3 separate regions of the Homo sapiens genome follow, and all the other regions are linked to region 1. A link is a contact called in ENCODE Hi-C or POLR2A ChIA-PET data. All regions are on one chromosome and are shown on one strand. Each heading gives the region's core, a stretch centred on a gene start or an enhancer-like site at or near the end of the contact. The rest is flanking DNA. Distances are from core to core; before and after follow the strand shown. Region 1 holds the start of IRF2BP2 (interferon regulatory factor 2 binding protein 2). Region 2 overlaps TBCE (tubulin folding cofactor E). Region 3 holds the start of TBCE (tubulin folding cofactor E).

Region 1 (4,066 bases), core at 1-2,500:
CACCAGGGTGGGCGGCACCGCGTGGCCGCGCCGCGGGTTCGGGCTCTGGCGATTCAGCTCGGGCGGCTCCTCTAGCTTGGAGAAGCCGTTGGGCACCAGGATGCCGTTCACGGGCGGCGGCTGCGGCGTCGGCGGCTGGGCCAGGCTCGCTGCCGGGCGGCTGCTGCCGAAGTCAGAGCCGAGGCGCGGGGGCCTCTCGGCCGCGGCCGCCAACGGGTAGCGCTCCAAGGCCTGCGGCGCGCGCGGGGCCGCCTCGGGGCCGCCGTGGCCAAGCTGCTGCTGCTGCTGCAAAAGGATGTCCTTGGCGGAGAGCGGCGGCGGCTTGGCGGCGGCCGAGGCCGCGGCGCCGGGTGGGGAGCGACCCTCCGGGAAGCAGCCGTGCGCCCGCTTGAGCTGCCGCGCCGTCTCGATGACGAACTCGACGCGGTCGGCGCCCTCGTAGTTGACGCAGCCGCGGCAGACGGGTTCGGTGAAGTCCCAGATCATGGCCCAGGGCATGCGGGGCAGGTCACACAGGTAGCACGACTGCCGCCGGGACGCGGCCGCCACCGCCACCGCCGCGGCCATGTCCGAGGAGCCCGCGACGCCGGAGGAGGAGGCGGAGGAGGAGGAGGGGGCGCCGCCGCCGCCCCCCACCGGCACCACGCGCGCCCTCCTCCCCCCCCAACCCCGCGTCTCCCCCACCAGCGGCGGCGGCGGCCGCAAAGGCGGCGGCGGCGGCGGCAAAGCCCGCGAAGGCTCGGCGCCCGCGCAGCGCCCCCGGTGCACGAGGGGCGGCGGGCGCGAGGTGAGGGGCTGCAGCCGCGGCAGCAGTTCCCCCCGGCCGGCCCGGGCACGGGCGGGCGGCGCGGCGCGGCGGGGCGGCGGGCGCGGCGGTGGGGGCTCGGCCGGAGCCGCGGCGGGCCTCCAGACCGGGGCGAAGACGGGCCGCGCGGGCGCGGGGGAGCGCAGCAGGTCGCGGCGGCGGCCGGCACGGAGTGCGGGGCGGGGGGCGGGGAGGCCGGGGGGGCAGGGGGCGGGGGGCGGCCGCCGGGGCAGGCTCAGCCCGAGCGGCGGGGCATGCCGCGCCGGGGTGGCGGCGGCCGGGCGGCGTGGAGCTCGGGCGCGGCGCGGGCCCCGGGTCGCTCCGCCGCTCTCTCACAGCTCCTGGCGTCGCCGCTCTCCAGCGCCAGCGTCAGCGGCCAGCCCGCCTCAGCTCCGCCGCCGCCACCGTCGCTGCTGCTGCTGCCGCCGCGACCGCTCCACTTCTACAGACTTGATTCTTCGACAGTCTCGCACGGCGCCTGCGCGGGCCCCCTCCCCTCGTGCGCGTGCCCGCCCTCCCGCGCGCGCGCTCCCCCTCCCCCCGCGCGCCGAAGGAGCGCTGCCGGGAGAGCCGGCTACGCGGCGCCCGCCCGCCCGCGGGGCAGCGCAGCAGCGCAGCGCCGGTGTTCCCTTCGGAACACCGCGCAAAGTGATCGAGTGCTTTTCCTCCACTTTCCCTCACTTCGCGCCCCACCCGGCTGTCCCGACCACCCTCAGGATGTTTTCCTCTGGTGTGCCTCTGGGCCAAATCGTGCTAAAAATCATTTTTTTTCTTTTATGCAAGGACACTTTGTCACTTGGTTTCCGTCAGTCTCCTGAGAATGGGGAATTTAGGTCTAGCGTGGTTCACAGTTCTGGTTTTTTAGGAGTTATACTTGAAAGCTCAATGTCGGACACATAGCATGAAATCCGTCACTGGTGCTTTGCATTTGTCTTGGAAAGGACATACGCCCCGCCTGTCCCTTTTACTAACTAGGGAGACTGTGAATATTCCCAAGCCCAGCACCACGTGCACACGCCGCCAGCTGGCTCGCGCGTTTTCCACGGAGCCCTCTGGAGGGGAGGGAGCGCGGTTCGGACTAGCCTCTCCCGAACACCAAGTGCCGCTCTTAGCCCCGTCCAGCCCGCCCTGTTCATCGGGGGCCTCGCCGCGCCAGTCGCCCCGGCTGCCTTATGTAGGTATGCGCGGCGGGCGCGTGACGTGGGCGCGGGGCCGTGGGCGGCCGCCGCCGCGAGTGCGCACGCTCCGCGCAGACGTGCCTCGGCGCCGCTGGCACTAGGGCCTCGTGGAACGAATGCACATTCCAGGGATCCGGGGTCTACGGCCAGCGCGGCCGCGTCACAGCGCAGGCTCCACCCCCTTCGGCGAGTCTGGGCGTCGAGGCGCCGCCCCCGGGCCCGAACTTGGACTCGAGGTGGCGGGAGGCGAGGGCGCGAGTGGGGGGGGGGGGGGTCCTGCTCGCCTCCGCGAGGTTCCCGAGGGCCGTGGGGGCGACCGGCTGGCTGGCTGGCCCGCCGTCCCGCAGGGCGGGCCGCCGACGGAGGCGGACTTTTGCCCTATATGCCACCCAGGCCGGGATGAGCCCGGCCTGCAGGTCTGCCACCGTTGGCAGCCTCAGACTCAGCCCAGACTGAATTGAATGTTTGAGTTTCGCACTTTTATCGGGAGGAGGAGCTAGTGTGTGTTATGGTAAATCACTTTGGGCTGGTCGTTAGTCTCCCTAATACACGTAGGCTTAGTCGCTCTTCAATTGGGACTTTTACACTTAAGCTCTTTAAGGGCGGCCTCTGGAGCTGCTTTTGTTGGGAACACAGGCCCACAACTCTCCCTTGAGACTGGAATGAGCTGGTTAAGTGTGGGAAGAACAGGGTACTAATTATATTATCTTTCCTACAACTGGATTGGTAGGTGGAGAGAAAAAAAAAATCATGCTGACGTTTCTCTCTAGTCGTTGCTATTGAAAATACCAGGTTGCTTCAAAGGATTAACCACAAGGAAGAGGAAAAACACCCTTAGAGAAACAGTGGAGGGAGCTGCTTAAAACACATGAAAAAACCTGTTCGAAAATGGCACAGAAAACGTAATGTCAGACCTAAATGTTTTTACAGGCTAACCTTGAATGTCTTTTGGGGATTTCCATAGAAGGTGCGCCTGTTTTAAAGGTCTCTGCATCTGTTCCTGGATCTTGCCCTGCAATTGCAATCCTGCCTCACCCTCTCCAAGCTGGGAGAATGGGGCCTGTCCAGATCCTTCCCGGGAGTAGCTGGTGCCAGCGGGTTTGGTCACTCCCAGGCCCTGCTGTTGCACACCGCTTTCAAGACCTGTCCCTTTGGTCACCCTCCTCAGAGACCCTGTGACACTCATTCCAGTACATGCCTTCACCCACTGCGTCACTGCCCAAAGGGGATGAAGTCCAGTCCTTGTGCTGCAGAGAAATGAACCAACTCATCGCCCCCAAGAGACGGCCCCACTAAGCATTGACTGAAACATACTAAAAGAAAACACAACTCACCATTAGAGTTGTGGCCTAATTATACTCATTTCTCTGCAAGCTGGTACTGTAATGGCCTCAAGGGGAGAGCCTGCCACTCCATCCTAAAATAGAATTAGAGATAGAAATTCTGCCACGATACTAAGATCTTTGCAAAACGGAGCTTTTCTTCTCCAAAGGAAGAGCATTTCCTTCTTATTTTACACTGCCAGTTTCATGTCGAAACTGAGTTGTTGTAACTTCCCTAATGAAATGCCCGATGGAAAATGGAAGGGCTATTTTAGTTCTGGGCTCGATCCGGAATCAAGGGGGTTAAGGCTGGATTCAGGGCAGCAATTCCTTATATTGTATCAGAAGTCTTTCATGCAGCCTGGCCTTTCATGTAGCTCTGAAGCAGCTTTATCGATGTATGCTAAGTAAACATAGCTTTGTTTTTGTCTTCCACCCACCGCTCCCTCCCGGCACAGACTGGAGTTGGATCCCATCCAAAGCGGCTGCTGCAGCAGTTACAGCCGCCTCCTCCACACACAGGAGCAGGGTTTCTAGGGTGAGGCAATGCGTCTGCAATTCGCAGAGACAAGGCAGGAATTGTAATTGTAGTTCATCATGTGATGACTTATGAAAGAGGAAGTTGGTATGTTTTAGTCACGTAGACTCTGCCCTCTTGCTTGAGGCACCAGGTCCTCTCAAAAGAGAATTATGATCATCTTTGCCACCCAGAGTCAAGGTTACCGGGTTGGCTGCAGTGTGCTCCTGCACATTCATATACG
Region 2 (4,066 bases), core at 646-3,145, 810 kb after region 1:
TCCCAGCTAATTGGGAGGCTGAGGCAGGAGAACTGCTTGAACCCAGGAGGTGGAGGTTGCAGTGAGTCAAGATTGCGCCACTGCACTCCAGTCTGGGCAATAGAGTGAGATTCTGTCTCAAAAAAAAAAAAGAAAAAAAGTAATGATCGTAAGCTGAAATAGTGTTTATAATACAATTTTGATCAATTTATAGAGTTCACTGTTTCTTCTTTTTTTTTAAGTGACAAGGTCTCTCTCTGTTACCAAAATAAAAAATAAATAAGTAAATAAATAAATAAATGATTTTGTATATAATCCACCTACGATTTTTTTTTTTTTTTTTTTTTTTTTAGATGGAGTCTTGCTCTGTCACCCAGGCTGGAGTGCAGTGGCATGATCTTGGCTCACTGCAACCTCCACTTCCCGAGTTCAAACAATTCTCCCGCCTTAGCCTCCCTAGTAGCTGGGACTACAGGTGTGCACCACCACGCTGGACTAATTTTTGTATTTTTAGTAGAGATGGGGGTTTCGCCATGTTGGCCAGGCTGGTCTTGAACTCCTGACCTCAGGTGGTCCTCCTGCCTTGGCCTCCCAAAGTGCTGGGATTACAGTCATGAGCCACCGTGCCTGGCCACCCCCATGGATTTAATACTTCTGTTTTTTCTAATGTGAATTGTCAGTTTCATATTACTTGTTAGTTTATTTAAAGGGATTTAACATGCTTGCATAAGATCATAACCCTTTATGGTCAATCATACTGATTATATATTATTTTAGTATGTGATATTCTCTTTTATGCTAATTTTGATTTTTTAGCATGTAGAAATTTTTGAAGACCTTCAGAAAATTGTATTTATGGCCTTTCTTGGTGGGTAATATTTTCTGTGTTTCATTTGCTCTTCTTTACCAGGCACCCGACAGGAGGATCCTTTATTCGTCCGAACAAGGTAAATTTTGGAACAGACTTTCTTACTGCAATTAAGAACCGCTATGTGTTAGAAGATGGACCAGAGGAAGATAGAAAAGAGCAAATTGTTACAATTGGAAATAAACCTGTGGAGACTATCGGTTTTGACTCTATTATGAAACAGCAAAGGTAAGTGGAGTTTATAACGGCAGAGCTGACTTTTATGGTTTTATTAAGGTTCAGAATTGAAATACCCATGACTGTATATGGATGCTCATGACTTTGCTCCTAAACTGGTTTATGGTTCCACAGAAACGGAATCAAAATCTGAGGAATCCAAGAATTATTTAGGGAAATTAAAATTCTTATGTTAGCACAGGATTGGTAGATTTATCCAGTTTGCAATTGAAATATTTATTGGCCCATTATTACTATTCACATCATATTATCTCGTGTTGACTAAGTAACCAAGGCTGACGTTTGGGTTCTTTTCTATTTCATGGTGATGATGGTAAGTTGGGAATGGAAACAGCAGTCTGAATTGTTCCCTATGCCGTGGAGCGTGCTGGTGCCGTCTGTTAATAGTAGGGAGTAGTTCTCACCTCGGGCTGCACATCTTCATCACCTGGGGAGCTGTGGAACATGCGGCATCCTTGGTCCCATCCCAGATCTGCTCAATCACAATTTTGGGATATGGGCTCTAATGCATTTTATTGTATTGTATTGTATTGTATTTTTATTTTTATACAGACAGGATCTTGCTATGTTGCCCAGGCTGGTCTTGAACTCTTGGGCTCAAGTGATCCTTGGCTTCCCAAAGCACTGGGGATTACAGGGATTAAGCACCCGGCCTTAAAATAATGCCCTTTAAAACTGCTGCACAAGAACATTCTCTTTTCTCTGAAACTGTATATTGTGACTTTGTACAAGGAGGCTTTCTAGTCATTCCAGTGAACTGCTTGAATCAAAGAGAGAGAAAGATAGTATTTACACAAAACCAGTCATGGCTGCACAAGAACTGGCCAGGCCTTGCAGCTTCCTACTGTGGTGAGTGACTTGGACGAGGCATCTGGGTAAGGACCCCTGGTGGCCACTGTGAGGATAAATTTGTGGCCACTTGGAGGCCTGCAATATATTTTCTTTCAGTCTCTAAAAGAATTAAGCTATAGTTCTGTCCAAAGTAAATTTCTTTACTATCTTTTGTTATTGTTGTTATTAATAAAAGTGCACATGGGGACAATGTGGAAAATAAATACATTTCTTGGTACATCTACTCTTTAGCATACATGGCCCCCATTAAAAAAAACTCAGAATAAATCAAGAGTTTTAGAAAAAGGAACAAATGGACTGTTCTTTATAAAACAAGATACCTTTATTGTTGAGAATTTAGAAATTACAGATTGAACAAAAAAGTATCATGATTAATGCCACCACTTAGATATAAGTATCGTAAACGGGCTGGGTGCGGTGGCTTATGCTTGTCATCTTAGCACTTTTGGAGGCCGAGGCAGTTGGATCACTTAAGGCCAGGAATTTGAGACTAGCCTGGCCAACATGGTGAAACCCTGTCTCTACTAAAAATACAAACAATTAGCTGGGTGTGGTGGTACGCACCTGTAGTCCCAGCTGCTTGGGAGGCTGAGGCAAGAGAATCGCTTGAACCTGGGAGGTGGACGTTGCAGTGAGCCGAGATCATGCCGCTGCACTCCAGCCTGGGTGACAGAATGAGACTCTGTCTCAAAAAAAAAAAAAAAAAAGAAAAAAAAGACGTAACTATCATGAACAGTTTTTACTGTTTACCCTACTGATTTACTTGGATTTAAAGAACTACATGCTTCATAGGGTTAGAGTTCTTTGCTTTATTTTTTCCCATTTAAAATACAAATAGCCTGGGCAACATGGCAAAACCCTGTCTCTACAAAAAAAATAAATAAATAAATGCAAAAATTAGCTGGGTGTAGTGGTGCGTGCCTATAGTCCCAACTATTTGGGAAGCTGAGGTGGGAAGATCACCTGAACCCAGAAGGTCAAGGCTGCAGTGAGACATGATTGCACCACTGCACTCCAGCCTAGGTGACATAGTGAGACCTTGTCTCAAATGACACACAAACCAAAAAAAAAAAACCCCAAATATTTACATATCTCTTACCCAAAGGAAGCATTTTTTTAATTGGTTAATCTCTTTCTGAGAATATTAACAAATTGCAAATGGATTTTCGTCCCCTAGTTTATGAACAGCTATGTAACTCATGAATTTTTCTGTAAATGACCCTACTACTTGAGTATCATTGCATTTAATCATTAGCTAGTGTCTTTCTTGATTGAAAAGGTAAAATTTTAGAGATTCTGGAGTAATCTCATATGTTGGCTGGAGATTAGTCAATTCAGAAATTATGAGACAGCTTGGTGGAATGCAGCCAGTGTTGGAGTTAGGCTGGGTTCAGCCGCCAGCTAAGGCACTTTTGGCTCTGACAGAAGTTAGAGATAGCTGCTTATTGTTTCTAAGCCTCAGTTTCCTCAGTTACAACATAAAACCTAAGATATAAGTGCTGTTGTGAATAACAAATGAGATCCTACAATTAATGATAGCTGTCAGTTAGGAGTTGAAACCTCTACTTTAAGCCATTGTCTTATCTCATCAATAAAATCCAGCTGACCAGCTTTGAGATCGTACCACTAAGAAGAGACTTACTCAATAAAGGAATCAAAAACAAATTAAAAAATCCATTATGTATGGTTTCTCTTGGAGATGGCTTTGGCTCTGGAGTGATGCTTGGACTGAGATCTGAGTCCTCATGCTTAGTGCCAAGTTGACCTGGCAAAGAAGGCTATTTTAAATTTTAGGGGGAAGGAGCGACATCTGTCGGACACAGTGCAAACTACAGTTTGAAGTAGTTGCCTGTTTCATGAGATTCCTGTAGTTCTTTTCAATGATGTCATAAGCCTACAAAGCTGGCTTTTGGGCAATTGCCGCGATAAAACACAAGTATTTATGTACATCTATCATGCATCAATAGAAATATTTGTTTTATAAAAAAGCAAGTATCTCTTAAATCAGTGTGGAACTGGAAATGGAATTGGTGGCGTCCAGTCTGATTCCAGGGTTTGGGAAGTTGGGCAGTGCCCAGCAGACACTGAGTTGACAGGACATAAGTAATGATTAAGTTGTTTGGCCCTAAC
Region 3 (4,066 bases), core at 534-3,033, 760 kb after region 1:
GTGTTGAGATCTCAGCTCACTGCAACCTCTGTCTCCCCTGCTCAAGAGATTCTCCCAACTCAACGTCCTGAGTAGCTGGGACTACAGGCACCTACCACCACGCCTGGCTAATTTTTGTGTTTTTTTAGAGACAGGGTTTCGCCACATTGCCCAGGCTAGTTTTGAACTCTTGAGCTCAAGTGATCTGCTTGCCTCGGCCTCCCAAAATGCTGGGATTATAGGTGTGAGCCACCGTGCCCTGCTGAGGAGAGTCTTAGTTTGGGATCCATGGATTCCTTTGAGGCCTATTCATGGGCTTCAAAGGATTAATCAGTCCTTGAAATCATACGCAAAATTTGTGTGTAGGTAGATAGCTTTTATCAGATTTCCAATGTGGTTTTTAATCCCCTCTTCCAAAGAAAAAACAATCACTGTAATATCTAGTTTCTAGTTTCAAGGAGTGAACTATCAAAGTATAAAACAGTAGAGACATCCAGCAGGATACTGACTGTTTGTGTCCATTTAATATGACAATTAGAAGGTCACTTCTTGGAAGAGTCATTTGGCTTTGCTCCCTCAATTTCCTTTCCACTTCACCTCACTTCAGTCTGGTTTTGGAATGCTAACACTCACTCTACCCAAACTGCTCTTGTTGTGGAGTCTGTGGTATCCACCAATGGGTTCTTTCTGCCTGCTGCACAAACAAAATTAATTGACAGAAACCATGGCATTGCAGTAAAGAAAGTTTAATTGACGCGAGGCTGGCCATGCCACGTGGGAGACAGAGTTGTTACTCAAATCCATCTCACCAAAGGCTCAGAGGTTAGGGGGTTTTTCAGATAGTTTGACAGGTACGGGGCCAGGGAATGGGGAGTGCTGACTGGTTGGGTCAGAGGTGAAATCATAAGAAGTAGAAGCTGTCCTCTTGCACTGAGTTGGTTCGTGGATCCCCAGGTTGATGAGTCAGGGTGGGGCCATCCACTTGTCAGAAATGCAAAAACCTGAAAAGACATCTCAAAAGGCCAATCTTAGGTTCTACAACAGTGATGTTATCTGCAGGAATGATTGGGGAAGATGCGAATTTGTGACCTGTGGAATAATGGGTGGTAATCATTTAACTACAATTACAACTTAGAAGAATTCAGGACCCTCTCATTCTCCTAACTTGGTGGCCTTTCATTTAGTTTTAAAAGGGCAGTTTTGGGGAAGGGTTATTATCATTTAAACTATAAACTAAATTTCTCCCAAAGTTAGTTTGTCCTGTGCCCAGGAATGAGCAAAGACAGCCAGTCTGTGAGGCTAGAATCAAGATAGGAGTAAACCATGTCAGATTTCTCTTACTGTCAAAATTTTGCAAAGGCGGTTTCAACAGAAATTAACATGTCTAGGATAGTTGCTTTTTCTATTATTTTTTCTATCACTGCATTTACTTTCATTCTGCCTTATGCTTTAACTAGGTAATTTTTTTTTTTTTTTTAGTTTTGGCGGTATCAACACTATATTCTTCTCTTTGACCACCGCATGCTGCCTACGTGGTAGACTCTCAATACGCATGGAACTGAACCTCTTACAGGATTTGTAACTCACTTCTGTGGTATCTAGTAAACTGGAACACGCGCTTTCCCTGGGCTGCTCTGTCATCCCAGGTTTCAGCACTCGGAAATCGCTTGGGCCCCCGCCCAGAGGCGGGGCTTGGGTGGGCTGACCACTCCTCTGGCCTCCAATACTGTCGCTGACATTCTCGTCTATGCTCCAGCAGCCGTACCTCACTCCGGTGGAGGCGGGACTTCCTACAGCACTTCCGGCCAGAGCCTCAAGCTTCGCTGCTGGGCAGTTGGCTGGAGGGGCTGCTGCTGGGAACACCTGGAGTCTCCGCGGGCAGGTGAGCTTCAGAGGTTCGGGGAGCTTTCGGAACGAGCATTCCTGGCCGGTGCGTCACCCTGCAGTGCTCTTGGCCTTTTCTTCCTTTCCTGGAATCTTCCCAGATTGCCAGAGCCGGGCGTTGCCTGCTCCGTGCGCTGGGAGGCGGTCCAGCCGGCTGGGTTGGGGCCACCCTGCGCCTCCTGGAAGGCCTTATTTAGGAGTAGCCGCACGTGATCTCTAGCATTTTAAGCTTCTCTCAGAGAATTGGCATGTCACTTTGGAAGAGGTGAAAATGGTACAGGCGACCAACGACTTTTACAAGGTGTCACCTTAGAGGAACAGCCTCGTCCTTCCGAATCAGTTAACATTGGTGATGACAGAGAAATAACGTTAAATAGGTGGAGAGCACTTAAAGTAACTGTTTGTTCTTTTGAGACAGTCTTGCTCTGTCGCCCAGGCTGGACTGCAGTGGCGCGGATCTCTGATCTCGGCTTACTGCAACCTCCGCCTCCTGGGTTCAAGCGATTCTGCTGCCTCAGCCTCCCGAGTAGCTGGGATTACAGGCGCGTGCCACCACGCTCGGCTAATTTTTGTATTTTTAGTAGAGACAGGGTTTCTCCATGTTGGCCAGGCTGCTCTCGAACTCCTGATCTCAGATGATCCACCCGCCTCGGCCTCCCAAACTGCTGGGATTACAGGCGTGAGCCACCGCGCCCGGCCTAAAGTAACTATTTTTACTTGGTGTTTACTACCAAATGGGGACTGTTCTAAGTTGTGGGTGGATCCAAATGATGGTGTGACAGCCTTATCCTCAGAGAAGCAGTCCTGGCAGGAAGACGGGGTTAACAAATTGCCAAACTGTTAGAGAAAGTTAGTGGAGGTAGAGATGAAGAGAGAAGACTTTTCTTTTCTCTGGCATTAATTTAGCCACGGCCGCTGTGTTTTGATACTTGCTTCAAACGTTTTTCATATTCTTAAGTTTTAACTTTTCTGTATGCTCATATTTTATATACTGTTGTAAACAGCATATCTCTGGGTTTTTTTTTTAATCTAAGTGGACAGCCTGCTTTTTTTTTTTTTTTTTTTTTTTGATATGGAGTCTTGCTCTGTCGCCCAAGGCTGGTGTGCAGTGGCCCAATCTCAGCTCACTGCAACCACGCCTCCCAGGTTCAAGCATATCTCCCACCTCAGCCTCCCGAGTAGTTGGGATGACAGGTGTGTGCCACCATGCCCAGCTAATTTTTTTTTTTTTGTATTTGTAGTAGAGATGGGGTTTCGCCATGTTGGCCAGACTGGTTTTGAAGGCCTGACTTCAGGTGATCCACCTGCTTCAGCCTCCCAAAGTGCTGGGGCTACAGGTGTGAGCCACCGTGCCCAGCCCAGTCTGCCTTTTGACTAGCAGGTTTATTGGATTTACATTCATTGTCACTACTGAAATATTTGTCTAGATGAAAATCTTTGGTATCATCCCTGATTAATCTCTTCCATATATATCAGCAAATCCTATGGACTCTCCACCTTTAAAATCTGTCCACACTCCCAGGCTCTTGTTATCACCTTCACTTGTTCAAGTTACGTTGTCTCGTACTTGAATTACTGCAGTAGTTTCTGCTCTTTCCTCTTTTAGTCTGTTTGCATCACAGTATCTCGGTTGATCCTTTAAAAAAAAATCAGATTTATGTCTTTCCTCTCAAAAATCCTCCAAGGACTACACATTTCACCTGGAGTGAAAGCCAAAGTCGGCCGGGCGTGGTGGCTCATGCCTGTAATCCCAGCACTTTGGGAGGCCGAGGTGGGTGGATCACGAGGTCAAGAGGTCGAGACCATCCTGGCCAACATGGTGAAACCCCGTCTCTACTAAAAATACAAAAATTAGCCGGGCGTGGTGGTGCGTGCCTGTAATCTCAGCTACTCAGGAGGCTGAGGCAGAAGAATCGCTTGAACCCGGGAGACAGAGGATGCAGTGAGCCGAGATCGTGCCACTGCACTCCAGCCTGGCGATAGAGCAAGACTCTGTCTCAAAAAAAACAACAAAAACAAAAAAAACAAAAACTGGCTGGGCGCAGTGGCTCAAGCCTGTAATCCTGGCACTTTGGGAGGCCAAGACTGGTGGATCACCTGAGGTCAAGTGTTCAAGACCAGCCTGGCCAAAGTGGCGAAACCCCGTCTCTACTAAAAAAAAACACAAAAAATTACCCAGGTGTGGTGGTGTGTGTCTGCAATC

The links. Hi-C counts contacts between places; a loop is a spot of excess contacts on that map. ChIA-PET counts read pairs that join two places held with the same protein, here RNA polymerase II (POLR2A). Pooled maps may share reads with other maps.
Region 2: a pooled map shows a loop between it and region 1 (3-fold over the local background). The contact joins the enhancer-like site here to the promoter of IRF2BP2 in region 1. A Hi-C loop is called at or near these places in 1 of 37 single-sample maps with no recorded cell type and 7 of 50 pooled maps. POLR2A ChIA-PET finds 5 or more read pairs at or near these places in 2 of 52 experiments (T-cell and naive thymus-derived CD8-positive, alpha-beta T cell).
Region 3: a pooled map shows a loop between it and region 1 (6-fold over the local background). The contact joins the promoter of TBCE here to the promoter of IRF2BP2 in region 1. A Hi-C loop is called at or near these places in 6 of 50 pooled maps. POLR2A ChIA-PET finds 5 or more read pairs at or near these places in 3 of 52 experiments (OCI-LY7, activated CD4-positive, alpha-beta T cell and naive thymus-derived CD8-positive, alpha-beta T cell).

Annotation. Positions count from the first base shown.
Region 1 is chr1:234,608,928-234,612,993 of GRCh38, forward strand. It overlaps IRF2BP2 (interferon regulatory factor 2 binding protein 2), which reads right to left and starts at 1,251. Exons shown (of 2, transcript NM_182972.3): 1 at 1-1,251. The coding sequence starts at 567. RefSeq lists silencers at 66-345, 586-665, 1,046-1,145, 1,206-1,395, 1,876-2,475 and enhancers at 726-1,423, 1,526-1,625, 3,776-3,835.
Region 2 is chr1:235,413,544-235,417,609 of GRCh38, forward strand. It overlaps TBCE (tubulin folding cofactor E), which reads left to right. Exons shown (of 17, transcript NM_003193.5): 4 at 890-1,075. Among named protein-coding and RNA genes, the nearest start is that of TBCE, 48 kb to the left of the region's middle. Within about 2 kb of position 1,896, at least 3 of the 41 ENCODE cell types and tissues checked have a DNase peak (open chromatin) inside an H3K27ac peak, as active enhancers do.
Region 3 is chr1:235,365,644-235,369,709 of GRCh38, forward strand. It overlaps TBCE (tubulin folding cofactor E), which reads left to right and starts at 1,784. Exons shown (of 17, transcript NM_003193.5): 1 at 1,784-1,861. It overlaps LOC124904559 (a long non-coding RNA gene), which reads right to left and starts at 1,777. Exons shown (of 2, transcript XR_007066957.1): 1 at 1,567-1,777; 2 at 710-980. RefSeq lists enhancers at 1,491-2,204, 1,744-2,083.